Linked DNA regions of Homo sapiens: regions 1, 2, 3, 4 and 6 are each linked to region 5. A link is a loop called in an ENCODE intact Hi-C map of the cell type or tissue named here. Cell type or tissue: PC-9. All regions are shown on one strand. Region 1 has its middle 63 kb from the start of MIR4776-1. Region 2 overlaps LOC102725082 (a long non-coding RNA gene). Region 3 has its middle 110 kb from the start of LINC01878. Region 4 has its middle 57 kb from the start of ERBB4. Region 5 holds the start of IKZF2 (IKAROS family zinc finger 2). Region 6 has its middle 18 kb from the start of LINC01878.

Region 1 (5,000 bases), 290 kb after region 5:
AATCAACATCATTTATTACATAATTTTGTTTAAAGGGAACCATATGACTAAACCATTAAATGCTAATAAGTATTTCAGACAATCAAATAGCCATTTCTAACAAAAATATAAGTGAAATAAGAAGGAAACTGCATAAATAAGATATTGGTTTCCCCAAATCCAATATCTAGTGATTATTCTGAGTTGTTAAACAAGAAAAGTATTTCAATTAAAATCAGATATTACACAGGGATACCTGTTATTACCACTGCAACATTGGGAGATTCGAGGGAATGCAATAAGTTAATAAAGTGAAGTAATTGATATAAAGGCTATTGGTGGAAAAATTGTGCATTTGAAAATTCAAATTATATGTAAAAGCTTCTTAGAAAAAATGTGGCATGGTATCTGCATAAGAAACAAATATAAAAAAAGTGTTTTCTTAGAAATAGAAATATGTAATTTCCTCATAATATGACTATTCCTTCACAACAGTAATTAGACCTATAAAAATCTTAAAAATAAACTTAAGATCAACCCCCCAAAATAGAGAAAACTAAAAAAAAAATTGACAAAGGACATAAAAGACAAATGATAACCTTGACTATATTCTAAGATGAGAAGAGTTAATATCTTTAAAATGTCAATCTCCACAAAAGTGATGCATAAATTTAATGCATTTTCATCCCATCAGAATAACATTAGCATTTGGTTTGTTCATTTTCAAATTGAATATAATGAGCTTAAGATTCCTATATAACAATACATTTGATGACAGCCAAGAAAGAGTGAAGAATGGTGGGAAAACATTTGACTTACATGAAAATAAAAATATTTTAAAGTAAATAAAATAAATAATGAATTAGCCCATGATATAAAATCAGGCCAGGAGAAGGGAGGACTCAAAATCCTCCAGAATACACAAACATTAAATAGATGACAATGCTGGTATTTTTCTTCAGTGAGGAAAGCCGGTTTATTTAATAAAGAGTGCAGACAAAACTGGCTTTACTCCTGAAGGAAAACAAAATTAAATTTCTTTGAATTTTTTTATCCAAATGATATAAGAAATAAATTTTAGATAGAACAGAGACCTAAATATAAAACATAAGACAACGAAAAATTGGGAGATTAAATGTACTATCTATAGGTAGAAGAAACCCTTTTAAATAATGTAAGAAATCTAGAAGCTATGAAGAAAAGTATGTATTTGGCTGTGGAAAACACATGGCTCATCCAAGGGCTATTCCCTTCTTTTGTAAGGAGAACTTTCTTGGGCAGGGTGTGGTGGCTTACATCTGTAATTCCAGCACTTTGGGAGGCCAAGGTGGGCAGATCATTTCAGGCCAGGAGTTTGAGACCAGCCTAGCCAACACGGTGAAACCCTGTCTCTACTAAAAATTCAAAAAAAAAATAGCCCGATGTGGTGGCACACGCCTGTAGTCCCAGCTACTAAGGAGACTGAGGCAGGAGAATCACTGGAACCTGGGAGGAGGAGGTTGCAGTGAGCCGAGATCATGCCACTGCACTTCAGCCTGGGTGAGAGAGTGTGACTCCGTCTCAAAAAAAAAAAAAAAAAAATAGCCGTATGTGAGGGCACACACACCTATGTAATCCCAGCTACTCTGGAGGCTGAGGCGCACAAGAATTTCTCGAACCCAGGAGGTAGAGGTTGCAGTGAGCTGAGATTGTACCACTATACTCTAGGCTGCATAGCAGAGAGAGACTCTGACTCAAAAATAAGATAAAATAAATAAAATAAAATAAAATAAAATAAAATAAATAAAATAAAATAAATAAAATAAAATAAAATAAAATAAAATATAAAATAAAATAAAATAAAATAAGAGAAAGAGAGAGCTTTCTCACTGCCCCAGTACCTCTGCTTTCTACCTTTGAACACAACCATGTGAAAACACCATGTTTGTATCTTAGAAGCTATCTTATGTCTAACAGTCAATATTTAGGCTTAGGATAAAAAGCTAAAACACTTAGATGAAAGAGCAAAAGGATGAATGGAAAGGGGATGAATCCATGATGTTCCCTCTAAGCCAAGGAACTATCTTAGAATTTCACATCCAAATATCTTGTTGGTAAGATTTTTTTAAAAAATTCTTTTTTGGAAACTGTTATTCAATTACTTGAGTAAACTTTTTTGTAGTTGATTTGGCTAATATAAGCACTTAAAATGTACAGCAAATAGCTTAAAGTCAGTTTTTGTTTTCAAAATGGCAGCACAGAATCAATCTGGCTTCACTACGCACCCCCACCCACAACAGAAAAACCAAAACCAAATAAACAGCACTGAGATTATCACCAGCATTATCCCAGAATTCAAATATAAAGATGAGACAGTTTCCAGGGCCACAAGTAAGTGAAAAAACGTTGAGCAAATGATAAGGGAATTGGACTTCCATACCTGTGATGCCCCTCCCATCAGTCAGCTTGGCACCAAGCACATGGGAAGTCTGCCTCTAACTCATGGTTTCTACACTAGAAAAAGTGAGGTCATGGCAGATGGCCAGTTTCCCCATCATCTTGGGTTCCCTGGCAGGATATCTGTCCCTGCTTCAACACAGCAAAGCTTTCCTAGTGCCTGAAAGGAAAAATATTCCTTAGGATAGGCAGAGACAAAATGTGGAGATGGGACTACCATCCTCAGCCAGGGAAACTCTGCTCTGTAGCTCAGCCAAAGGAGACGCCAAAGCAGAGTGGTTGTTCAGCAGCATCACCCTGTAGGAAGTACTTTACACAGGTCCTCTGCGCATGAACCAGTCTTCCCACACAGCCAGGATACTATCTGTTTGGGACCCACCCGATTCAGGTCAGGCAGCGTTCTGTTTGCTAGAGCACAGGCAAAGCTGGCTTTCAGGCGCCATCTAGTGCCAAAAAAGAGGCAGCAACCTAGTGGGGAAAAAAGAAAAGGAATTCATCAGGTAAATTACAAAGACTCTAACAAAATGTGTCCAATTATAAAACAAAACAAGCCAGACAGAAAAGACTGGAATCAGTAACTAATCATTCAATGCAAATACATAAATGTACACCCACAAGAAACAACAGCAAACAAGGAGGAACTATGACCTCTCCAAATAGATAAAACAAGGAACCAGTGAATGACCCTAATGAGCACTATATGAGCTCTCTGAGCAAGAATTCAACATAAAGTAAAAGTCAAGTGATAGATTTGGGAAAATTGAGCCATAATAGAAAAAGAATTCTTAAAAAGTAATAAAAGTGGAAAATATATAAATAACTAGGTGGAAATATGAGCAAAATATATGACTAGAGTTTTTACAAAAGGGCAAGTGCCAGTGACCTGTTAACATATGAAAAGGTTCCTAGACTTCCAAGTAAACAGGGAAATTAAAATTAAAATGACAATTATATGATTTTATACACAGCCAACTGGAACATTTAAAAATGTATTAGCCATTTTTCATAGAGATTTGCAGAAAAGTATTCTTCTATGCATTGATAGTGAAAGTGTTGCTATAACCTCTTTGAAATAACAATCTGGGAAAATCTATGAAAATTTAAAATTCCCTTTGATCTAGTAATATAACCCATAGGAAACTCACCCATAAATATGAAAGGGTAGATGTAGAAGAATGTTTAAAACAGCATTATTCAAAATAGTAAAGTTCTCAAACCAAAACTTCACACCTTGGAATATCATGCAGCCACCAAGAGAAATGAATTAGAACGGTTACAGTTTACTCAGAGTTTTCCATGATCAGAGACAAAAACAAGGTGTCAAGTCACATTACATTATAATAGGTTTGAATTTTCTTTTAAACAACACCACAAACAAGTAAATGCCCTGTATTTTCAACTCCAGTATTTAAGATTGTTCTTTACAGGCACCCCAGGGCCTGTTCCATCACTCTTAATATATAACTAAATGATTAGAGCATTAATGATATAAAACATCCACCTGAATTATTAACTACTTATCTTGGTTTTGCCAGAGCAGATGCAGATTAGAGGATACGGCAGTGTACAGGTTGACAGAAGGATAAGAGGACAGTGGAGTGAAGAATAAAGAAAATGACTACCTTTTAAAATAATACAATATAGTTCTATTTATATATAATATTATATGTGTGCATATGAGGATATGTTATTTTGTGTTCACATATTATTTATTAGAAAAAACAGAGTTTAGTTAATTCCTACATATTTTTGGGTGGCCATAATATATTGTTAACTGAATAAAAGGACACCCAGGGTAAGAGAATATGATGCCATTTTGATGTTTTATTTAAAGGAAACCAAAGCCTTCTGTGTGTATATGTGGCTGTATATGCACAGGTGTATATGGGTGAGTGCGTGTATAGGGTGTGTATGTGTGTGTAGGAGAGGAAATTAAGTGAGAAAAGATAAAAATAATTTTATAAACCCTCTTTATATTGTTTATCTTGTTACCACAGTTAGATATTGGTTTTATAATTTGGAAAACGTCAAATGAATAAATTAGAATAAAAACTTTATTTATTATTTACTTTTACTATACTTTAAGTTCTAGGGTACATGTGTAAAATGTGTAGGTTTGTTATATATGTATACATGTGCCATGTTGGTGTGCTGCACCCATTAACTCATCATTTACATTAGCTATATCTCCTAATGCTATCCCTCCCTACTCTCCCCACCCCACGACAGGCCCCGGTGTGTGATGTTACCCTTCCTGTGTCCAAGTGTTCTCATTGTTCAATTCCCACCTATGAGTGAGAACATGCGGTGTTTGGTTTTCTGTCCTTGTGATAGTTTGCTGAGAATGATGGTTTCCAGCTTCATCCATGTCCCTACATAGGACACAAACTCATCCTTTTTTATGGCTGCATAGTATTCCGTGGTGTATATGTGCCACATTTTCCTAATCCAGTCTATCATTGATGGACATTTGGGTTGGTTCCAAGTCTTTGCTGTTGTGAATAGTGCTGCAATAAACATATGTGTGCATGTGTCTTTATAGCAGCATGATTTATAATCCTTTGGGTATATACCCAGTAATGACG
Region 2 (5,000 bases), 200 kb after region 5:
TCCTCATTCTGATAAAGGGTAGTAAAGAGAACATCTATTCCCAGATGACTCATTGGTTTTTAGCTTTCTTTGTCCCTCCCATGTCTGACCGGCTTTATTCAGGACAAAGTTGGGGAATCAGCTGTAAGGAATTGCCTGGTGCAACTTAGTTCAAAGAAGGAAAGATGTGTGCTCACACACGCACACAAATAAGTGGGAGCTGCTTCGTTCCCTCAGAGTCACAGTCTTATGATTTCCTTTGTGCTTTAATCAGGACCATAAGTAGGGCATGTGACTAGGACAAGGAGGTTACCGTTTGAAGGTGGTAATGGAATAGGGTTACATTTGTTCCATTTCCTATGCTCTTTACATTCACGAGATCATTATCATGAAAACGGATTTGTGCTGTGCCATTTCCTGTTCTTGTTACAATCTTTATCATGACAAGAAGGTACTAGGTTTTAACGCCTGGTGTTACATTTAACTGTTTTTAATAACTGCTATGTAGTATGACTTTTCTTCCCATATTGTGTTGTCTGCACAAAAAGTAAAGGTGATGCAGTCCAGGAATTTGAGTGTTGGTTTACTGAGTGTCTTGAGGCTCTGAAATATCAGGGTAGGGGACACATCTTCTTCTTTCGATATCCCAACCTAACCAACAGAACTTTCACAAGAGGCTCTGACTTGCTACTGCATCTTCCACGTAGATTTCAGATGCCCACTTTTCTTATCCCTGACTCTTTATAGTCCAAATGACACTTCTAGTGACAGTCAGATTGTATAACTTAAGGGGCAAGGCAGTACAGTTTCCAATTATCATCAAAGAATTTCCCCAGCATTACCATGCTGAGACTTCAGGCTGTTGATACGGATTAGATCAAAAATAGAACATGGTATAATAAGAACCTTTGCTTCCTGGCATGGGCTAGAATCAGAATAGCTAATGGTACAACACTTTCAAGCTCTCCTTTCTTTAAAAGTAGGTTTAGTCCTTGTGAAAGCTGCTGAGTTGACAGCTCAGGATACTATGGATAGAAAAATGATAAGCTTTCCCTCCCTGCTTTTCCCAATATACCTTCGGCCTGCCCTGGAGGGAATGTCTCAAGAAGAGAAAGGTTAGTTCTTTTTCCAGGTACTTTTAATCTTTGAATTTGGGAGTAGGAGGATTATCCAAGCTGATTATAAAGAATGTTTCAAGATGGGGCTATGTTTCTCCTAAGAACAAAGCTAAAATTGACAGATCATTTCATTCAGGCAACTACAAAACCACCCAGCTAGAATCAGTTTTGAAATCATGTGTGTCTTCTCATAAGGGACCTCCAGAGCTCTCCAAGTGAGTTTTGCAATGGCTTGTGTGTGGTTGAAGTTTTAAGAACTCAACCTTTTGAGGAAGATAGGGTACAGCATTTGCTTCATAGCTAGTGCTAATGAAGAACCAGTCATTGCTAATGCTGACCCACCTGCATTTCTTCATAGCCACCAAGCTCAGAGCAATGGAGCTGACTAGGAGGAACTAAAGACTTCAGTGATAGGTTGGGGTTGGCAGGGTAGACAAAGTCTCCCAAAACTTGGTGGAATAGAGCTGAGAATTCCACCCCTTCCTTACACAAGCCTTATTCATAAACTTTGGGGTGGGGATCCATTGATGCATTTCAGGGGAGTTATGAAATTCCTGAAATTCTATATAAATTTCATTGTAAGCTAATGAACTATTTTTTTTCTCTCCTGAGGGTGTGCCTTCCTAGCTTTTATCTAATTTTCAAGGAGCTCTATGACGTCCCACTTTTTAAGAGCCACTGCTTTAGATAGTCAAGTCTCTTTCCTCCAGTCCTGGGACCAATTGTCACCCGACCCACTCAGAAGACACTTAGAGAAAAAAAGGCGTTAGATTACTGATAACACTTAAGTTGATTTCTCATTTCCAAAAACTTGACTCCCTCTCATTCAGGCTGTTTTCTTATTTGCTAAATATATTTTTATCTTTGACTTTGAACTTTTTGAAATGACATGTGTATAATGTATTTGATGTCTAGAATAACATCTTATAAAGCAAACTCTTTGACTACATGCATAATCGTGGCTTGTTCATCTGCCAGCACCACCCACCATAAGGAAAGGAAGGGTTCCCTTAATAAGTACTACCTTTTTAAGAAAGTGAAACTAAGAAAAATTTCACCCAACTTATAAAGGATAAAAATCCATTTTTAAATATAGCAATTCTCCTCTCAGAAATAATCTTGAGTGCCAATAAAAACATAACCACATTGCTTGCTCTTATTTAAAAAAAAAAATAGAAAAGAAGCTAAAGAGAACAGCTCCTCCTTTTCCACCGAATATTGTTCTGGGGAGTTCATAAGGTCAGGAACTTGACACTGGTTTCGGGTGGAAGCCAGTCAAGCAGGATTTCTTTGCCCTCTGGACAAATGGTTGGCCTACTTCAGGAATTTTGAGTAATTATTGCTGCTCTCTTCAGCCAGGAGAAATGTACTTTTCACAAAGAGAAGAGCTTGTGGCATTAACTTAATCCCACTGCCTGAGTGCACAAAATCAGTTTTGCTCTGCAGAATTATAGTTCCTAATTTATGAATATGAGAATTATTTCATCTCACCCCTTGGGTCTTTGTGAAAATGAAGCACTCATGGTGTTGCCTAGAGCATGATGTGATGCCCAGCATCATGTACTTCCTGGAGGATATCACTTCATAAATGCAAGGTACTAAGAGGAGCAGATTGCTGTTCCTGGTATGTCCAATGCTGTTTTTCACTAAGAAGTATAGAGGCAGCAGTTTTGTGCCTTCAACCATGCCAGTCAAGAATTTTGAATTTTCACTCTTTCCCATTAGAATTACTCCTAATCATTCCCATAAAGACACATTTGCAGTAGCTGAACTCTGGAGCATCACAGTCAGACATTTGCAATGAGATTATTATGGTATTGTTTTGAAACAAGTAGTTGTATAAACTAAGTGTTTCTATGATCAAGTTCTTGAACAAAATTATCATCTAAATTAATTTGAAGAGGACACGGTTTTGGCAACCACTGGCCACAATTGCCGGTAGCCCTATTTTCATCAGAAAAGCAAAGGTCTCTTCATATTTAACTCCCTCTTAATATCCCTTGGTGGTTTCTATTGTTTTGGAATCATTCTCTACCATACATAACAAGTCCTATGAACCATATGGGATTACCTGTCCAAATTCCCAGGGAACAGGGTAGCTGTGAGTATTTTTGTATGCCCCTATAGCATTGCCATAATGCCACCTCAGATTACTAGAGTAATCCTCACCAAAAACCCTCCAGGCAACTAACATGTCAGGAATTATTCTACTTATAATAGGAGGCCCATTAACACTGAAAAATAATATATTATTTTTTCACATGCACACAAATATATTGATTCAAATGTGTGTACATTTTGATCTAGTATTAACAATCTTGCCTATGTTTTTTTGGTAATCTGAGAGTTTTTGTATTTTTTTTAATTTGAGAGAGGGAGTATTGTGTATTTTTTTTTTTTGAATTACAATCAATCCATAGCATTTAGTTGGTCTTTCAGCCCAAGTGAAACAAACACAACACCAATTCCTAACTTTTACGCAGCCTATGCAAATGACCTTCTATCCAATTAAGCAGGCAGCAAGCCTAGTATTTTAAGTAGAGGTAGTTTCTCAATACTTTTTGACCCATGTTTGTGGATTGCTTTAATGTCATTTCACTACTAAAAAAGAGTTTCTAGATTAAAAAATAGTTTATAGTTTAATTCTGTGATATTACACAATTTGGCTTGGTGTCTAGTCACTCAAGCTTTTCACTTGTATTTTTAAATTACCATTTTAGGGACACAGTAAGAAAAAACAGCTTTAATGGCATTTAGTTATTTTGAGCTCATTAGATATAATTAAAAGTCTACAAGGAAGCTTTTCAAGTCAGTACCCAATTATGGGATTTAGCTAAACTTTTGAAATATGACAGTTAAGTTTGTGGGCATGCTGTACGTCAGAATTTTGCTTCTTATACCCTATTTGGGCCATGTGAATTCAGACAGGCCCAAACTGAGGAATCCCAATTTATGAACCTTCACTTTGTTTGCTCAAACTTGAGTGTCCAGATTTTTTAAACAGCTTATCATAGAAGAAGATTTAACAATGAGATCTGTTCTCTTAACAAATTTTAAAGTGTTCAATACAGTATTGTTAACTACGGGCACAATGTTGTACAGCAGATCTCTAGAGCTTCATCTTTCATAACAAACCTTATACCAACTAAACTTTCCATTTCTCCCTCTCCCCAGCCCCTGGCAATCACCATTCTACTCTCTTCTTCAATGGTTTTGACTATTTTCAATACCTCATATAAGTAGAATTATACAGTATTAGTTCTTCTGTGATTGGCTTATTTTACTTAGCATAATGTCCTCAGAGTTCACCTATGTCATGACATATGGCAGGATTTTCTTTTTTCAAGGCTAAGTAATATTCCATTGTATGTATATACCACAATATCTTTATTCCTTCATCCTTTGATGGACATTAAGAGTTTTTCCATATCTTGGTTATTGTGAATAATGCTAGAGTGAACATGGGAGTGTGAATATCTCTTTGAGATCTTGATTTTAATTCTTTTGGATAAATACCTAGAGTAGGATTGCTGGATTATATGGTAGTTTTGTTTTTAATTTTTTCAGGAATCTCCATACTGTTTTCTATAGTGGCTGTACTATTTTACATTCCCACCAAGAGTATAATAGATGAGGGTTCCAATTTCTCCACATCTTTGTCAATATTTTTAATAACACCCACCCTAACAGGTATGAAGTGATATTTTATTGTGGTTTTGATTTGCATTTCCCTGACGATTAGCAATGTTGAGCACTTTTTCATATACCTGTTGGCCATTTGTATGTCTTTATGGAATTTATAGAATAGACATTTAAAGAAATGTCTATTCAAGTCCTTTGCCCATTTTTAAAATCAGGTTATTTGGTTTTCTGTTTGTTTTGTTTTTGCTACTGAATTATAGA
Region 3 (5,000 bases), 470 kb after region 5:
AGAAGCACATCCATTAGCTGGTAGAGTGATGATGTTATCACATGTCATATAGCCTCTGGAAAATTCAACAGTCTACTTGTGACAGAAAGAATGAAAAAGTCAAACAACATCTTACTATTATTATAAAAATAATTTTCATCTCATGGACCCCTTAAAAAGGTCTCGGGGACTCCAGGGGTTCCTGGATCATCCTGTGAGCAGTGAAGGTTTAGATTTTTTCATTCTCTTGCATTGACACAACTCTCACTAGTTCCCAATCCAGAACCCTGAAATAGCATATGCAAGGGCCTAATCTCACTCAGGAGGTTTAGTCTCAGGATTATATCTTCACCACCCTGATTACGTCAAATTTCTTCTACCATTGCACTTACATATTTTTTAAAAAAATTATTGGGCAAAAAAAAACCTTGATGTAAAAGTGACTAATGTATTTTCTTAATCAAAAATGAGGAAGCTGGGTCTGACATATGTTTTGTTCTTTCCACTTATTTTGTTAACTTAATGATATACCTTACCAAGACATAAACATGAAATCATTTTCTCTGGTACTTTAACACAATGTCCTTATTAAAAAAGAATAACAGTATATGAAATTCAATTTCCAACTTATTGTAGCTCTGAAGATTACATCTGGCTTCTTAAACAGGCTAGTCAGTGTGGCACCTATTAGATAATCCTAACAACACCCAGAAAGACAGAACTCCAATACTGAGAGGTGGGAATGCAGACTATCTGCTTGTATTGACATCATGTGCCCATCTGGCTATATGAAGAGACTGGGAGAAAACAAGGGTTATAAGCTGTTGACACATGTTGAGGAGAGATCCTCGAGCTAATAGGCGCTACTGAGTGCCTACAGAATATAGAGAACTGTGAGTTAAATCACTGATTGGGGAGAGAGGGCTGTAGAAAGAATAGAAAGACAAGGCTCTTCAGGAAGAAGTAGGCCATCTTGTTGAGTTGCTGCAGGTAGAATAAAGAGAAGAAACCCAAAAGAGCTCAAAACAGAAGTTCAAGAGGGACTTAACTGTGAAGCTGAACAGCTATACACTGCAGAAATATCACTGCAGAAACACAGGTCACCACTGAACGAAACTGCCATGCGGAATTTGTTTTGAAGTCCTCCATTGCCCCTTTCTCTTCTTCCATTGTCTTGTTCCAGTCACAGAACAATATTCTCCTAAGAAACTTGCTAAGTTGTTCACCATGATTATTACAATAGCCACCATTTGTTAGGCCCTTGCTATGTGCCAGGTCCATGCAAGGTGTTTATGTGAATTATCTTAGTTAAGTGAATTCTCAGAACAACTAAGGAAGGTAGATCCTACTATTTCCTCTATTTCACCCATGGAAAAATTGAAATACAGAAAGTTGGAGTAATTTGGCCGGGCGCGGTGGCTCACGCCTGTAATCCCAGCACTTTGGGAGGCCAGGGCGGGCAGATCACGAAGTCAGGAGATCGAGACCATCCTGGCTAACACGGTGAAACCCTGTCTCTACTAAAAATACAAAAAATTAGCCGGGCGTGGTGGCGGGCGCCTGTAGTCCCAGCTACTCGGGAGGCTGAGGCAGGAGAATGGCGTGAACCGGGGAGGAGGAGCTTGCAGTGAGCCGAGATCGCGCCACTGCACTCCAGCCTGGGCGACAGAGCGAAACTCTGTCTCAAAGAAAAAAAAAAAAAAAAAAAGTTGGAGTAATTTACCGAAGGTCACAAAGCCGATGATGGAGCCGCTAGAAATTTAATGTTACTCCAGCAGAAGAATCTGTGTTTTCGAAGACCAAGTACAGAAGGCAACATTTTACCCAAAAGAATAACTCTCTAAAAGTGGAGTTTTAGGTACTTTATCCTCCTGAGATAGGATAAAACTGAATTTTTCCTTTTTTTTTTTTTTTTTTTTTTTTTTGATGGAGTCTCACTCTGTCACCAGGCTGGAGTGCAGAGTGGTGTGATCTCGGCTCACTGCAACCTCTGCCTCCCGGGTTCAAGCGATTCTCCAGCCTCAGCCTCCCCAGTAGCTGGGACTACAGGCACAGGCCACCACGCCCGGCTAAATTTTGTACTTTTAGTAGAGACGGGGTTTCACCATGTTGGCCAGGAATGAATTTTTTTTTTTCCACAGTGATAAAAAGTAGTTTACTTCTGGTCACTGCAAACTGCAAAGCCTTTAAGGACCTCTAGTTTACACTTATTATGAGGAGGTATCGTCGATACTATTCTGGGACACAGATGAAGAGGAATTTTCTAAAGATATGTTGTAAAATATGTTTTAAAACTAGAAATGCAAAAACTTTCGGTGCCCTGGGATTCAGAGAGTCCAGAACAATAAAGTCAAAGCTATAACTGTAGTCTCTCAGGAAAGGTTACTGAATATGTTTTAAATTGTATTTGCTTAGGATTGTCCTGATTCTATTGAACTTTGCATGTAACATACATAGCTTGTGTACCAGCAAGCACTGCCTAAGAAAAAGATGGCTCTGTGAAGCGTGAACTCTTATGGTAGAAAACAGCACTATGACCGCTGAATAAAGAGGATTAAATAGTAAAACACATTTTGAGCCAGCACAAAAGAACAATGCATGGCACGCTTCCGCCACCTTGTGGAGTGACATATATTCGCATGTCTTTTAGGAACCCAAAGCAATTTTTTCATAAACTTTTTTAAAAAGAATTAAAGAAATGGCAATATTATTTTCAAACACGTTGCCCATTCTTCTGTGTCCTTAATGATTACAGTGTAACTAAGGCACATTTCTGGTGCCCAAAAAGAACGTTATATGTTTATATACTTTATTTTGGTGATCTAAATAATACCTGTTATTTTAAAAAAAAAAAGTAGTAATGAAATAATCTTCCTTCCCACCTTTTCCCTAATTTACACCTGTGAAGGGGATATTAAATCAAATCTAATTTAAGATAATACAAACATAAATTGTTCCACATATAGTCTTTTAGATTTGGTGAATAATGCATATCATGATCAGTATCCAGGGTTCTAGGTTTTTTGTTTTAATATGCATTTGTAAAATTAATGAATATAGGCAGGGCACGGTGGTTGACACCTGTAATCCCAGCACTTTGGGGGGCCAAGACAGGCGGATTACGAGGTCAAGAGATCGAGACCATCCTGGCCAACATGATGAAACCCCGTCTTTACTAAAAACACAGGCACACGCCTGTAGTCCCAGCACCTTGGGAGACTGAAGCAGGAGAATCGCTTGAACCCAGGAGGCGGAGGTTGCAGTGAGCCGAGATCATGCCACTGCACCCCAGCCTGGTGACAGAGTGAGACTCTGTCTCAAAAAAAAAAAAAAAAAAAAGTAATGAATATAGGTGTTAGGGTGCTATATAATACTCATAATAGGGGCATGTAAAAAGAAGAAAAAGTGTCAACCGATTGGTGGAACTTTCCACTTTAAAGACAGCCCAAGCCACAGTTTTCTGTTAATTTTGCTTCATTTTGGTAGACTGAAAATTTATATGCTTTAGGTAAAGAAGTCCATATACAGGCAATTTCACTATACCACCTGTTTTGAATTTGAAAATTTTTCATTTAGATTAAAAAGATAAAATTGGGACACCCAATATCCCAGTTAAATGATGAAAAAAACTATTTCTTCCTTTCCTTTATGTATGTAATCTCTAGTACTCCTATGAACAATGAATATTCCTGACACTGAGAGCTATTATATTCCAATCAGATATCTTTTGACAGACATTTAGAATTTAGAGATGAAAATATGGTGATAAGATATCATATGTTCATAACTAAAGTGCCCTTGTTTAAATGACAATGGAGAGTTTCTGTTCTATAAACAAATTATGATAAAAAATTTTAAGATGAAACTATCTTACGTGATTTGTTTAATCAAAAACAGTCTGCTCTGGATTTTTAGAAAAAGAATTATCATCATCATGGCCAGTCTTGAATCTCAGGCTAGGTTTATCCATAGTGTTTCTCTCATTCCACTTTGTCTAGATAACCTTCCCTTGGGAAGAAAACAATACCTATTTTAGTATAGTTTAAATAAAAATACGGGGGCTGTAAAAATAATACATTTGAAGGTAAACATGGCGGGAATGTGGGGACTGTCTACTGTTTTGGATTTAGAATCATTGAAACCATCAGAAGAAGAATGGTAGTAAAGAATAAGCAGTCTGGAAATGAACAGGCCTGGGTTCGAATCCTAGCTTGAACACTTACTAGCTCAGTGATATTTGGCAAAATGTTCAACCTCTTAGAGCCTTGGTTTTCTCGTACTAAATAGCAGTACAGACACTATAGGATTGCTGAGAAAGAAGAATGCAATAGCAACAGTAAAGCAATGATGCATACAAATGGAAGGAGAAGAGGGAGCAAGAAATATATATTGAGCATTTAATCTTTCCCTTTAATAGAATAAAAGACATTGACAGACTAGAATGTATGGGCTACAAGCTTAAACTCAATGAAGTCTTTGGATTAAAATAGAAATGCAAGTTAACTTGTACTCAGACTTAATAGAGTTAGACAGTAGATTCAAAGACATTCAATAAATTCAACAAATGGTTTATCTCATTTACGTCTCTTTCATTTTACAATACAGTGAGGAATTTATTCTTTTTGGAAGTCCTAGATGCTTTTGCTGAAATTCAATGCTTAAGCTACAAACTTAGGAATCTACTTCCATTTCATACTCACCTTCATGCTCCAAAAGAATCCACCAGCAAATGTGGTCAATTATCTCTCCAAAATATTACTTGCATTCTTTGAATTCTCTCATCTCCGTTGGTGTGCCCTTGTCCGGGTTACCTTCACCTTCAGCTTGGAACATTTAAACGGTCTCCTAACTGGCTCTCTATCCTTTTATTCTTGCCACCTCCAATCTGTGCTTTTATGGAACAACCAGGCTTTATGTACTTCCCCAACTTAAAATTCCCTTTGGCTTCTCTTTGCACGTACAAAAAAGTCCATATTTCATATTCTGACTTACAAGACACTACATGATCTGTCCCGTCCTTA
Region 4 (5,000 bases), 560 kb after region 5:
ATATAGAGTGCAAAGAATCACTCTCCATTGTCCTAGTATTTTCTTCTCTATAATGATCCTTCTGGATAAAAGGAGAGACTTGTGCTTATTGATGTAACTCCACCCTTTTCTAAAAAATATATAATTTGCTGCCTTCCCTCTCAAAGACCTATGGTTAAAAACTATAAATGAGCTAATGTACCAGAAATTACTTTATAAACTAGGAAATACAGTGAATTTTCTGGTTATTACTCACTTGAAATTAACCCTGCCTTGAATCTGACCTAAGTATGAAGGGTTATGAAGCATATGCATTGCATAATCACATTTTTGTGAAATATTCATAGAGAGAGCAAGAGCGAGAGAAAACAGCCGGGGGTGATGGCTCACATCTGTAATCCCAGCACTTTGGGAGGCCGAGGCAGGTGGATCACTTTAGGCCAGGAGTTTGAGACCAGCCTGGCCAACATGGTGAAACCCCATCTCTACTAAAAATACAAAAATTAGCTGAGCATGGTGGTGCATGCTTGTAATCCCAGCTACTCTGCAGGCTGAGGCAGGAGAATTGCTTGAACCCTGGAGGCAGAGGTTGCAGTGAGCCGAGATTGAGCCACTGCACTCTAGCCTGGGTGACAGAACAAAACTGTGTCTCCAAAAAAAAAAAAAAAAAAAAAAAAAAGAGGGAGAGAAAGAGAAAAACAAGAAAAAGTGAAAAAGTGGGAGGACAAGATGAAGCAATAATTTAACAGTTTATTTCTAGTTGGTCAAATTAGAAAGACTTTTATTTTCTTCTTTATACTTTTCTGTATTTTCTAATTTTCAAAACTGAAAAAATATAGAAAAGAAAAGAAATGAACCTTCAGATATTTTTGCCTTTGCAGTCTCTGCAGACTCCAGTTGTTACGCCTGTTCAGATAGGTGGACACTTGCATTATGTTATTTGAAGATAGCTAGGGATGCCCCCTGTGTAAAAAAACACCACCCAAATAATATTTTATATTCATCTGCCTGTCAGTACTTTAAAATTCAAATGCTCTCGGACGGGGTCATTATGTCACAAAAATTTTTTTAATGGATCGCATTTTCAGATCATATTTTTTAGTAATATAAAAATGGACTGGAAATTTGTATGAAATAAGGCCCTTGTTAAATACATGCTTCTGGTTATTAATTAGCTTGGAAAATACCCTAAAATTCTCAGCTTTGGTTCCTTCCTCAAATGTATGAGATCAGTAAGATTCTCTCAGGCTCTAAAAGTTAGTACTGTAATCCTATGACTGTCCCAGAGTGCTGCACGTGTGATTCCTTTTCACAATCCATTCACTGTCAGTCACCTATTTGGCTTACCCACATCTGACATCTCCAGACCAGGTTCCTTGGAGTGAGAAAAAGTGGGGGAAGAGACAGAGAAGAGGGAATGAAATACCATTTCCATGTATGCCTCGCAATTCCATGAGAAATGACATTATTTTCAAGAAAAAAAAATTGGGAATCAGAGAACTAGTACATTGTTTTAAGTTAGTATGACTAACAACTAGCTGAGTTGGGGATAGAAACCTGGTGTGCCTGTGGCCGAAGTCCCTTACCTTCCTACCTCTCAGAAAAAATCATAACAGACATAATTCTGGCAGGAAGCTGCACCCAAGTCAGTTTTCTTTCCATGCTGCTGGGCCGTGTGTCAGTTGTAAAATTCCAGCCTGTGTCCTGCAGTTTCCATGGATCCCCTGACAGCTGCCTCTATTATCAGTAATTTTCACAATACTGTTGTTTTCTTTTTCATTTCCTTCAGATCTCCCAAGATGATGCCAAGTAGAGTATACAAAGACTGGTGTCCAAAAACTAGAATCTTAGAGATTCGGGATAATTAACTGCCTGGATACTTCCAGGAAAAAACATCTGCTAGAGTTTAGAATCAAGGTCTTACGTGACCAGGTATATATTTTGTAAATTTCTTTCTTGAGAACCTATTCCTTTATGCTTCTCCCAACCCCAGAAGTTCAACAAGTGTGAGCTTGACAAGGCAAAGCTGATAGTTTTATATCACAAAGAACTTGTGTTGTTTTTCAAGATGTGGATTTATGTTTTTGTTTTGTTTTGTGTAGTTGCAAGCAACAAAATCTGACCTGGCTACCATAAGGAAAAGGAGATTTATTGTAAGGCTATCATGTGTGTGTTGGGGTTGTGGTGGTGTTAGGGTAGGTAGGTCATAGACTCAACAAGAAGCTGAGGCCCAGGTTTAGAAACACCTGGGAATCAAGGGGGCTCTAGACCAATCAGCCACAAGAAGTACGGTGAGAGTCCCCTAGCAAGAGCAGTCAGTCTGACCAGCCTAGCATCCCACACGGCTCCTAAAAAAAAAAAAAAAAAAAAAACCCACCTCCAACAGTCCTATGTCCTTGCACCATTCACTCAAGATTCAAAGTCCCAAAGAGTGGGACTTTGAGTTGAGCAAACTTAACTCAGCAGGCAGAGAGAAGACAGATTAGTCCCTTAGGATTTTAGCATGAAACTAACAATATGGTATCTTCATGATTAGCCCCAGTTGGGAATTTCAAAGTAGAGTTCAAAGGTGCAACTATGGATCCTGGACAGATAAAAATAAAAAATTATACATTGTTCTCTATAGATAGTTTAACAAGACAAATAGGTTATAGACAAATGCTGAAGAAGGGATTCTAGTTTTATTTTGTTCTCATTTTTCTGTAGAATTAAATTTTTTATTTTACTTGTTCTGTGCAAAAAAGACTCTTAGAAATTGTCAGAGAACTACAGAGCTGGTTCTTCTTCGGATTGCAGTAGGTACAAATCCCTAGTGATTTATGAAATGATCTGAAACAAAGCAGTCTCAGATTTACATACAGGTAGATGCAATTACGACTTGAGAATGACTAGATTTTATTTTGCTTAAGTAGAACAGTGACATCTAGTGCCTGCAAAATTATGTCACTGGATCTGAAGGAAGATAAGAATAGACATGTTTTTAGGTTGATTAGAGAGAAATGAGGGATCATATATTAGTTATATCTGCAGGATTGGTCTCTTATAATACCCCTTTTAGGTTCCCACGAGTGCCACATTAGTGACTGCAACTCTTTCCTAGCTGTTCTCCTTAACTCTGGCCTCGCTGCATGCCGATATGTTATTCCTGTTTACAATTTTTCAAGGGATTATTATATTCTATTTTCCCCAACAGTTCTGTTTCTCATTATTTCCCAAAACGTATGCTCAGTTTTTGTCAAACACGATTTCTTCACTTTCAAAAGCAAATCAGACCATTTTTATCTCATTGTCAATGATTAATAAAGTTTTTGATAGATGTCTTGAAATTTTGGCTTTGTATAATTTTTGAATGTTTTTTGCATAAATGTTGATAGTTTTTAGAATTTTGGGTTTTGATAGGTTTATTGTAATTTTTGTTTCTATATTATAATAAATCAAGTATTCCATGAGATAAAAAATAGTCATGTGACATTTATGTTTACTTAAAAATACTATTTAGGTGAAACAAAATTCTAATTTGCCTAATATTTAATCTATTTATGTAATAAATTCATTTAATATTTATATAAAATATTATATCACGAATTATCTGTAAAAGATACAACTAGAATAGATTATTGAAGATAATTAACACAAGGCCTTAATTTACAGGTGAGGACATGAGAGCTTAGATAAATTGAATAATATGTATATATATGTAACATTAAATATACATACTGAGAATATATTTAAAAATAAATTAAGGCTGTTTACAAAACTTTATGCAATATAAAATACATTTTGTTAGTCATGAGATAACATTGAAATATTTTATATGTTTATATGTTTATTTACATATAAAATGTTCCAGATTTAAAAATCATTGCATCTGATTGCTTTCATTTGATCTTTATACCAATGCTGCAAAGTGATTTTATGCCCATTTTATAAATTTATTTTTAATGTACTTATTAAACATTGTTTATGTTTCTGGCATTCTGTTATGTGCTGGGAATACAAAGGTATCAGTTGGCTCTATCTTTTAACATCTTTTACATTATTTTTTTTCCCCCATTTGTTATAGTAGGAGAAACTGAAGCTGACGAAGTTAAGTCATAAGATGAAAATCACACAATACTAGGCAGAGATCCAGCAAGGGAACCAAAATCTTTAGTCTCAAAGTCCAGTATTATTTCCATATTATTTTTGCTATTTTTGTTTTAATTTATTCAGAGTTATCCAATGACAATACAAATAAACTTGGAAGGAAAGAATAGTTCTCATTCGTGAGAAAATGATTTTCCTATTTAATTTCCTGAAACAGAATATAAAAGTAACTTAGCTTTATCATTTTTAAACTTAGGCTAATTTATCAATGTTTAATGGGAGATAGGTTATCATTTTCCCCCAAGAAATATAATTTGTAGTCTAGTGAACACTATTCTGGTTATTAAGTAGAGAGATTTGTGCTTTCTTGGGTAACTCTTTTATTCCTCCAATACCATATTACCATTCCTTCCCAAAATTATCTGTCTTATAAACCACAGTTAGTTCATTAGCTGCTACTATTGTTTTCCCTTAGTTATTTCTTTTCATTTCTCCTTCTTTATATTGTATGGTCTACATTATACTACTCAGTGTTACTCAATGCTTTGTGCTCTGTGCACCATAGGCACCTACAACATCAAGAAGAGAAAATTTTGCAAAAATAAAAGATTCAAAAGGCAATCACCTACTTTAAAATAACAATTGCAACATTTTTGATCCCTAATTTTTTTTTTGTAATATACATGTAAAAAAGTTATCACTTTCTTAAAAGAGATATGATTTCACAGTTTAAGGGTCCAGTAATTTCAATGAAAAGTAGTGAATGGATTATGCAATCAAAACCCTTTTCTAGGCCAGATGTGGTGGCACTCATCTGTAATCTTGGCATTTTGGGAGTTGGAGGTGGGAGGATCCCTGGAGGCCAGGAGTTCATGACCAGCCTGGGTAACATAGTGAGACCCTATCTCCAAAAAGAACCCCAGAAATTTTCTGTA
Region 5 (5,000 bases):
TGAACTGGATTTGGTATCTTAGAATATTTTCTTTGAAAAGGTAGTTCCATTTTTGGCTTTCTTGCTTCTTCATAGTGCCAATCTAGGTCAACAGGAGTAAGTGAGACCATTGTTCCATATCCCGCTTAAAAAGAGAACACTACTTCAAAGACAAGAACAACATCACCTGACAAAAATAAAAGAAGTTATCGGTTTTAAAACATTGTGCTTATGTGTGCCTGTTATTCTTAACTTTTTCAGGGATTCAAGTTATTTTAGGGTACCTATTCTGGTTGATTATATATCTAGCACAATAAAGCCATTTAAATAAAAAAATATAGAATTCATTTCCAAAAATTTCTTCTTTGATTTTAGGAAAGAATTATAATTTTCCAAATTGTCCCCTCCCACCTTCTGCTAAAAAGACCCCCAAAACTTAAAAACGTACAATTAATTCCTTGAGCAAACAAAAGGGGATTTTACCCAAATTCCTTTAAAGGGTACTTAGGGCTTTTAAATCTAAAATAGATAAAACAAACTACCCAAAGAAAACAAAACCAATACTCCACAATGTACCTTTTAGCTATATTGCCTTGTAAAATTTTTCTTTTGCTGATTACACTTAGTGATTACAAAATTAAACCTGCTGCATTTCTTGATAGTCACCCTGGTTCATGAATTGTCAGGTGGTAACAGGAAATAATTCATTTTTGAAACAGAGGCATTACATAAATGTATTTTATTCCAAATTGCATTTTATATACAATGTTAGCCACTTTTCATATTTATATTTGCAAAATTAATATATAAATGTTAAAAATATATATTTATATATAATTTTATTTTTAATTTATGTAACATTTTATTTTATATACATTTTGTAAATATAACTGTTATCTACCAAGAGGTTCAGATCCTTTGTGTGGCTTGTAAGCCAGAGCTGACCTGTTAAAGATATTTGTAATATGACTTATGAGCCAAGATCTGACCAAATTCTTTATGAAATCAGCATGTATCTTGGAAATGGGACCCTTTTCGTCCTTTGAAAATAGAGTTTAATACATGAAAGCCAGCTGAGTACATCATTTCCTCCATATTCATTCATTTAATAAATGTTTATTGAGTACCAACTTGTACCAAATACTATTCTACTTCTGAGAAAACAATGTTATGAAGGAAATATTCAAGGTGCTACAATAGAAGTTGGTGCAGGAAAATGTTTGGGTAGGATGGGACAGAAAGGATGAGAAAGAACCAGCTACGTGAAAAATGGTAAGGGCTGAGGGGTCTGTTTCCTCCCCACCCTGCCACTTCTTCCCTAAAGTAAAAACTTAACTCTCCAAACTGGATACAGTGGCCAAAGAACATGGTACTCCACTTCCCTAGTGGTATATTTTAATGTACAGTATAGTTATATAAGTACCTTAAAAAAATGTGTACAGTCTATGTCTTCTGGCAAAGGACAGAAATAAATGCACCCTCTAACTATCAAAATACTACCCAGAGAGGCCAGGCGCAATTGCTCACGCCTGTAATCCCAGCACTTTGGGAGACCCAGCACTTTGGGAGATCACCTGAGGTCAGGAGTTCGAGGCCACCCTGGCCAGCATGGTGAAACCCTGTCTCTACTAAAAAATACAAAAATTAGCCAGGTGTGGTGGTGGGCGCCTGTGATCCCAGCTACTCAGAAGGCTGAGGCAGGAGAATCGCATGAACCCAGGAAGCAGAGATTGTAGTGAGCCGAGACGGCGCCACTGCACTCCAGCCTGGGTGACAGAGTGAGACTCTGTCTCAACAAAAACAAAACCAAAACGAACAAACAAACAAAACTACCCAGAGAAATTCTGAACAAAGTGAATTACAGTTTATGCAAGGGTTCTTTCCCATGAGTGGATTGCATTGTGAATCTTAGGACTATAGACTCCACAGGCATGAAATAAAACCCCCAATCTTGGTATGAAAACATAATCTTGATTTCTCTGGATGAGTTAGATACACCATAACCTGCAAATAAGAAAGGAATGTAGGATGTTAAAAAGAGGGAAACATTTGCCAAGATGGTCCAATTCTCCCAGGTGGTCATGAGATCTTTGTTATTCTAAAATCTGGGATCCATTCAGGGGGAGGCAGGGTGACAGAATGTAGTGTCTGAAGCCTTAGCCACTAGAGGGAGAAAGTGTGCCTCTGGTGACTAGGCAGCCAGTGAAAGTTAACTCTTGAAAAGGACCAGCTTCAAGGAAGCTAAATTAAGCTTCAATAAACCAGGGGCAAGGACTACATCAACTTGGTAACTGTGAGGATGTATCTTTAAGATTTCACAATGGATCCTCTTCTACCAAATAATTACATTGTGTAAACTATCAGACATTTCATCTTAATTTCGATTATCTTTATTTCATATTTTCAAGGATCTCTGTAACAGTACAGATACCTAAACACTTAGGTTCAGTTTTTAGGAAGGACTTATGACAATTTCGAGAACTTATGTTATCCTTTACATATTGTGCATTTACATATTATAAACGACATACAGATTTTTTGAGGTAATTTAAGACTAAAATATTTGCTCTCTGTTGGGATGATTAGAGTGACTTACTGGTTCTCTACTCAGACTTTCCCAAATACGACTTTAGGAAAACTAATTTTAGCAACTAAGTGTTTAAAAATCTGCCTTATCAATATATAACTCACAGGAACTGCAATTTTTCTTAAAATCATCATAATGTTATTGCAAGCCTGAGCCCAAATAATTTCTCTCCAACGAAAATTTGTTAATCTTGTTTGCTGTACCACACTATCTACCATTTTCTATAGTTAAACAAAAAGAGACTATCGTTACAATTGTTTAATAATACATTGTATAGGAAAAAAAACTTTCAAGAAGTAATTCATTATAAAAGCTACAGTATCACACAAGTTATATGGTATCCATTACTTCGTTTGTGTCGATGTGAATTAATTCCTTCCCTATATCAAAATGTAAAGAAAAGACACTATCCAAAATTACCTACAGAGTGGTGCTTAAGGTACTGTTGATGACTTAATTTCCAATATATCTTTTTTTCTCAGCAGAAAAAAAAAACCTCAACAACTATTTCTGGGATTCTTCAAAGGAGTAAGAGTACGGTGCCTGTTCCGACTCTTCTAGCATTGATTTTCTTCACAATCTGTGATATGGTTTCTCAGGAACACCGTTTGGCAGTCCTGATAATTTCATGTGTTTTCAAATTTCAGCCATCCAGACTACACAGTTCACTATTTTCAGCTCCTTTCATTTTCCTTTTCCCTTTAATTATAGAAGTCTCTATTCCCTCTTTTCGCAAATGTGGTCAGGAAAGATACTAAATGCTACTATTTGTAGAAAGAATATGCATTTGTTTTTCTCTTGACGGTTCACTTAAGTTCTTTCCAAATAAACAAGCTGTGGTTGATAGTGATAGGTAACACTTCAAGGGTAGCAACTTTTTGTACTCATCCGTTCCTTTGACTTTGGAAGACGTGGCACATGCCCCGGGGGAGAAAAAGCAAGTCAACACTTTAGTTTTTAAACTTGCACTGTTAAAGCACTTTCAAAATAGTAATAGTTGAGCTTCATCTCAGACATGAATGTCTTTCTCAGTCTATTCCCCAGGACCCCTCTTATCCCGCTTCAGGTCCCGGTCAATGCGGTGCGCTTTCCGAAATGGGGCCGCAGAGTTGCCGGCGGAGACCAGTAGGTGGGAGGCTCCACGCACACTCCCCGACTCGGCCGGGACGCGGCTCCCGGACTCCGCGCAGGGCGCCAAGATCGCCGCCCCGCTCCCTTCCCCCGGCCTCCCCACCAATCCCAGTTTGAAAGAAAACTTCACGCGGCCGAAATGAACGTCACCTCACCGCTCCAAGCCTCCAGCCGGCAGAAAACGTGAGATTTATTATGACACGGGGAGGGGAGATGGGGGTCGCCGTGGCACACTCGGAAGCGGGTTACCTGGCCCCCGTCGGGGGCGGGGTCCGCAGTCCGGGGACCAACGGGCTGGGGGCGACGCGGCCGGGCGCGCGGGTGGGCGCGAGGGAGTGCGCGCGTCGCGGAGCCTCCGGGGCAGCACTTGTCCTGTAATCGATTGCCGAGCGCGCCGAGCGGCTTAGCGCGCAGACACGCGCACACGCGCCCGCCAGCCCGCGCGCGCGCGCACACGCGCTCTCATACACACACGCACAGGCGCTCGGGCCCCGCACACACGCACGCGCGCGCACGCACGTCCGCTCGCCCGCGCCCGGGGCTCCGCTGCCCGCCGCCAGCCGCCCGCCGCCGCCGCCGCCGCAGCCGCCGCCAGCCCGCCCTCCGCCCGCGGGCGTCTGCGCGAGCCCGGCCGGCGGGGGAGATGTGCTCGGGCTCCACCGGATCGGTTTCTCGGGGTTTGACCAGCTGTCCCGGGCTAACCCTGCTCCTCGCTGAAGATGGAGGAAGTAAAAACAGGATTACCCTTAGCTACAGATCCACTGCCTTAGTTTCCACCACCAACTGCAGTGCACAAACACACGTTAGGCACAGGAAAGAAAGAAAGACAGAGGACACATTAACAGTAAACACAAACAAAAGGGTGATGGGATTATTTTACTGCATGCACTGCTGAGGTAAATCTCCGCTTGGCTTTTGCGTGGTGAAGAACAGCTCTTGTTTTGTCTTCTGATTCATAGATTATATATAAATATGTGTATGATTTGCAAAGGGGGGAGTGTTTTCAAAGTTAAGTGTAATTATATAGCATCTCGTTTTGCACTGTGATGTGATCAAATGACTTGTTGCTGTTAACCAGTAATAATAATAATAATATAGGTATTTTTCTCTGGGAGGGATGGATTGTGGTTCTGATTAGGGTAATGATTTTTGTAAAGGACGCTCAGGGAATCGGGTTGAAGATGATGTCCTCTGCCTTAATTTATCGTCCCCTCCTTGTAATCTGTTTCTGGGATGTTAATCGATTAATCAGTTCTCATCTCTATAGCTGTCATGAATTTGGACTTGTTTTGCTTTGTTTTAA
Region 6 (5,000 bases), 380 kb after region 5:
TGTATTGAAAATTGCACAACATGAAGTCTGTGCCCGAAACTTTTCATTAATGGCTGAGACAAAGATATCTGTTACTGGACTTCTTACATCATAATATTACCGTAATGTGTTTACTTTTGGAAATACACTATGATTCTCAACTTTTAAAAAACTTCCAAAGTTCACTATTTAGTGCTTTTTGTTCATTTTTAAAATTTTTGTTTGCTAGACAACTATTTTCTTAAGACCCACAGGGTGCCAGATGCTTTAGTCAAAGATGAAGACCCCATACTACTTAAAGGAATTGACAAACTAAGGGTGGCACCAGGTCATAGAAATTCATAATTACGATACAATATGGAACTAGATTGAATAAAATGTGGTGGCAACACAGACATTCAGCTACTGTCCTCCTTTCCCACCATTCATTTGACAAATATGTGTACCAAGTCACTGTTATGTGCCAGAGACTTCTGGGCACAGGGGATAGACCAGGGAAGAAAATAAACTCCTGGCCTCCCTGAGCTAAAATTCCAGTGGGATAATAGAGAGTATATTTATGAGCAAATAAATAAAGAAAACTGAGGTCCAGTGAGTGCTATGAAAAAAATTAAGCAGCATTAAAAACCAGAGAGTGACTGGAGTTGGAGTTTTAGAAAGGGCGGTCAGCAAAGGCCTTTGTGAGGGGTAAAATGTGAGCAGGGACCTGAAGGAAGTGGGGTGAGGAAGCAAGCCTTGTAGACGTCAGAGGAATAGACTTCCTGACAGCTAATAGTAGGTAGAAATGCCTCAGGCTATTGTCAAAAGATGGCAGTGAGGCCAATATGGTCTCAGTGGAGCACGTCAAGGGAAGAGTGCTTTGAAATAAATTAAGAGAAGTAGAGAGGTCAATCATAGCAGGGTTACAGGAGGTTTTAGAGAAGGGGAGCAGCAAAATCCAAGTTGCATTTTGGCTGATGTGTGAACAGTCTCTGTTGGTAGTAGAATGGAAGCTAAAGGCAGAGAGCCTTTGTTTTTCCCTGGCTTTGAACTTGCTGTTGAAGCTATTTCACATGAACCTAGGAGATGGTGGTTGGCTTTTTCTTAAATCTATTTCCTGGCCATCCCCCTGGCTATGGAGTTTTCCCATGCCATATACTTTGGCATATTGCACCTCAGATGTAATTCATTTGTGCTTTTCTTGTCACTTTGGTGTAATAACAGGCCCTTCTGCAGACTTTACTTTCAATCAGAACCTTCCTTTTTCTTTCCCTCACCTTCAAAGCTATTTTTATTATTGTCTAAGACTTGGACTCTCCTGCCACTATTGCCATTTAACTATGTCAAATGATGAGACATGTGACATCACAGGTGTAAGCTCCATCTAAGCTATTATACATAGAAATTACTGTCCTTTGATTTCAAAGTTTAATTTACTGAAAATATTGAATAGGAAAACACACTACTTTAAAATATTGTCAATATTTTTGGCTAATTTTATATATTCTTCAGTGATTTTCTTCCCCTAGTCTGTTATGTTTATTTCATTCAACAAATATTATTAAGCACTTGGGGCCCTGTGCTAGTTGCTGGACATGGTTTTGTCACTGAGATCAGTGGATAGTCATTTTAAGGAAAAAATTTGTAACAATATATGTTTCCTGAGTTTTTGGTTAATTTTTGTTACTGACTTGTATATATAAACGTATATATATATATGTGCCTGTATGTGTGTATATACAATATTTTATATATATACATATATGTGTGTGTCTCATGTAATAGTATTTACTATTTATTTAGCTATCTCTTTGTGCCAAGCATTTTCCTGACATGACTTAAGCCCCTCAGTAACCATGCAATATGTATTATTAGTATTTTAAAGATTAGGAAATTGTGGAGCTAACTTGCCCAAGATCAAGAAGACAAAAAGGATGAAGAACCAGAATTCAAGTCCGAGTCAATGTGACTCTAATGCTCACACTGATTCCCCAAAAGAGTGTTATTGTAGCAAAATGAAGAATGTGTTCAATGGCAAAGAAATGTACTTCTAAGAAAAGCAAAACTGGGCTTAGAAGTCTTTGCCCTCAAAATCACTTTTCTGTAAGTCGAGATTCCCAGTAAAGAGAGAGATATTTCATTTTCAGTGAACACATATGGATATTTACATCATTGACTTCATCTTTTGAGCCTTGTACAATACTCATCTGCATTTTCCTCTTTTTGTTAGTCTGTTGCTTCCCTATAAATAAAAGATTGCAAAAAGCTCTTAAATCACATTCAATGAAACACTAAATCCTTAGGCTTTTACAAGCTTTTGTAAAACTGTAGTGATCTTGGTGAAAAATGTCCTGGCTGGTTATCTAGTGAACAGATGAGCTCACCCCTGGTATGCAAAGCTGCCGAATTAGCTGGTTAAACAGGCTGCTGAGATAATTACATTGTCTGTTTTGTGACACATTACACCGGTGCACTTGGGATTAACCTGTTCTCTTGTGTCTACTTCTGATCAGTTTTTTAGACAGTCTTTTATCTGATGAAGGAGCACAGACATCAAAAGAGAAAGGGGCGTGGGTGAAAAGAAAGGGCTCACATGAAGCTGAAGAGTTAAATTTTCTATTTAAATTACTGAACATATATCCCTTATTTCCATAACTTTAGTTGCTCTCTAGAGACCTCTGCTGGAAGTGATAGGTATAGATGAACATTCTATTTTCCCTCCCAATTCATTGTTTTCATTTTTACTGTGGCTATTGTATCATAAACTCAGTAACTAATTTAAGAATGAAATTCCAACATTCATGTCATATACATAACACATTATCTACAAAGATGTACTTGAGACAGAAAACTTGTGAGTTTTAAAAGTTTTGCAGGGCTTTCTAATGCTGGAAATCAACTATGATACTTAATCAGCACATATTTATATATTTGTTAGGCACCTACTATAGGCTTAGTAATTATAACTTTCTGTTCATTTATTATTTCCATATTTTGTTAATGCTACCAAGGTTCAAGTGGAATTGTTTAATTTGCAATTAAATGTTGCACATATAAAAACACAAAACAAACCATCCCTAAAGATTTTTATGAGCCTTTAGTTCCATATCATTATCCTGAAGGGGAAAAATTATTTAGACCTTCTGATTATGTGGGAATGTAGTGCATGTAAGATTTCATCATCAGTGATAATTTAGATAAAGAACAATTAAGAGAATAAATAGAAAACCTACTCATTAACAGCCTGTGGCAACTCAAATTGAATTTAACCAACTATTGAGCCTCTGGCTACAGGGAGATGCAATTTAAAGCAGGTATAATAGATTTTAGCAACTAAAATTTGTTCGTCACACTGTACCAACTAAGATATTAGTTAAATGGGGCAAGAAATTTCCTTTCATGTTAATGAACAGCAGATTTAACTCCTGCGGTCCTTTATATTTTCCCTCGAAATAGCTGTGCTTGACTTGATAGGCCAGCATTCAAATGAGGTTCTTGCAAAAAAGTATACAAGCTTTTGGGATGAGATTTAAGTCAGTCGAATCTGCATCCTTTAGGTACTTCTGATTTGTTTAAGCAATCTTTAAAAATATTGATATATTTCTTCCCTGGAGAAGGGTCCACAATATAATGTCATATGCAAAGGCTCTGAAAACTTCAACTGTAAATCTCTGTAGAAATGTTAGAGCACATGTTGACATGGGAACATCTCTAAAAATAATGTGTTTTCTTTTGGCATACTGCTGGCCCACAGTAAGTGCTTTGTAAAACTATCATTTGTACTCATTCCTACTGGATTAGTAGAAAACAGGCATCTATGCTGTAAGTTCGCTAATAATTGTGCATAAACAATTATGCACACAATATAAACAATTATGCACAAATATAAAGAATTTTTTAAAAATATTCTTATCAAGACAGATAAAGTCTATGTTCATCATTTTTACCGGAGTCAGTTCTACTGAGATTAGATCTGTCTAGCTTTATTATTATTGCTTAATGCAGACAAAAGAGAAAATAAATCATCATAATTGTGTTTTTATTATCTTGGCTAATATACAGAAATCTTAAAATGTGTGTGTGTTTATTACTTGAGTTTCAGTGCCCCTTACACATAATTTTACCAAATTTTGTGATGAAACAAAAAGTGACTGAGATAACTTTATAAGATAAATGTATTTTCTAGTCAATTCAGGAAAAGGTGATTTTTTTTTCTTTTAAACTTTCAAAAATACTTTTGGCTGCACAGCTGTGTATTATAGTATCACCTAATAGTACTCTGGTATTGGACCTGCTGAATATCAGATACCGAGACTAAAGGACATTAAAATAATAGTTTTATATTTTCTAAACTTTTGGTTTGGATTTAATCAGTTTTTATGTTTATTCACAATGATTAGTGTACTCTTAGCATATATGCCTAATTTCTATTAATCCAGTGGGAATGAGTACAAATGATAGTTTGATGAAGCACTTACTATGGACCAGAAATATGCTAAAAGCTTTTCGTATTTAACCTCATTTAATCCTTCTAATGATCCATTGAGGTGGTGATTATTAAATACATTTTACAGATGAGGATATGTGTTTTAAAGAAATTAAATAACTTGCTGATGTTAGCATGGTCCAGGAGTTGCAGATCCTATCTTCAAAACCAGATTTTACTCTAAAGCCCAACGTGAGTACTATGTAAAGAGTACTTCTGAAAATGCATGCATTAATGCACTTCTTCCAGACTGGTGCCTCTTTTGGTAGTTGCATAGGCTTTGTATGTATTACTTAGAGAAGAGACTGGTGTTTAGCGTGGTAGAACCAGGATTAGAGCTCTAGTTTTCTTTCCCTGAAGCCCATGATCTTTCCTTCCACTTTAGTGGTGACAGTGGTGCTGATATCACAGATTCAAATTCCTAAATGCAATTTCTGTAACACAAAATGCATAGAGAGCAGTCTTTGGAAAGATATTATGATGAGTGACTTTGAAATAAAATTAACTTGAGCTTGAATCCCAGGATGCCACTTAAGTAGCTGTGTAATAAAGCAAG

What was found. Peaks named below come from ENCODE experiments on the same cell type or tissue, not always from the same donor. Only the 100,000 strongest peaks of a DNase experiment are listed, where the experiment ranks them.
Region 1: a loop joins it to region 5, with 15 times the contacts of the local background. A loop is called at or near these places in 23 of 110 quality-filtered maps.
Region 2: it touches region 5 in a loop (5-fold over the local background); 6 of 110 quality-filtered maps call a loop at or near these places.
Region 3: a loop joins it to region 5, with 10 times the contacts of the local background. A loop is called at or near these places in 75 of 110 quality-filtered maps.
Region 4: it touches region 5 in a loop (6-fold over the local background); 9 of 110 quality-filtered maps call a loop at or near these places.
Region 6: it touches region 5 in a loop (11-fold over the local background); 93 of 110 quality-filtered maps call a loop at or near these places.

The regions. Positions count from the first base shown.
Region 1 is chr2:212,861,189-212,866,188 of GRCh38, reverse strand. No RefSeq gene overlaps it. Among named protein-coding and RNA genes, the nearest start is that of MIR4776-1, 63 kb to the left of the region's middle. RefSeq lists an enhancer at 2,710-3,004. In PC-9, CTCF peaks have their summits at 2,619 and 2,818 (motif pointing left); a DNase peak (open chromatin) is centred at 2,808.
Region 2 is chr2:212,954,212-212,959,211 of GRCh38, reverse strand. All of the region lies in intron 2 of LOC102725082 (a long non-coding RNA gene), which reads left to right. Among named protein-coding and RNA genes, the nearest start is that of MIR4776-2, 30 kb to the right of the region's middle. In PC-9, no CTCF peak of the experiment used is centred here; DNase peaks (open chromatin) are centred at 31 and 2,381; H3K4me3 peaks cover 1,160 bases; H3K27ac peaks cover 3,462 bases.
Region 3 is chr2:212,684,081-212,689,080 of GRCh38, reverse strand. No RefSeq gene overlaps it. Among named protein-coding and RNA genes, the nearest start is that of LINC01878, 110 kb to the left of the region's middle. In PC-9, CTCF peaks have their summits at 2,393 and 2,592 (motif pointing left); no DNase peak of the experiment used is centred here.
Region 4 is chr2:212,593,135-212,598,134 of GRCh38, reverse strand. No RefSeq gene overlaps it. Among named protein-coding and RNA genes, the nearest start is that of ERBB4, 57 kb to the right of the region's middle. In PC-9, a CTCF peak has its summit at 2,908 (motif pointing left); a DNase peak (open chromatin) is centred at 274.
Region 5 is chr2:213,151,006-213,156,005 of GRCh38, reverse strand. IKZF2 (IKAROS family zinc finger 2) reads left to right here and starts at 4,394. Exons shown (of 9, transcript NM_001387220.1): 1 at 4,394-4,593. LINC01953 (long intergenic non-protein coding RNA 1953) reads left to right here. Exons shown (of 4, transcript NR_146974.1): 4 at 76-190. RefSeq lists silencers at 3,804-4,163, 4,244-4,303. In PC-9, CTCF peaks have their summits at 2,102 (motif pointing right) and 3,552; DNase peaks (open chromatin) are centred at 2,185, 3,795 and 4,405; H3K4me3 peaks cover 2,927 bases; H3K27ac peaks cover 2,479 bases.
Region 6 is chr2:212,774,753-212,779,752 of GRCh38, reverse strand. No RefSeq gene overlaps it. Among named protein-coding and RNA genes, the nearest start is that of LINC01878, 18 kb to the left of the region's middle. In PC-9, a CTCF peak has its summit at 2,595 (motif pointing left); a DNase peak (open chromatin) is centred at 2,422.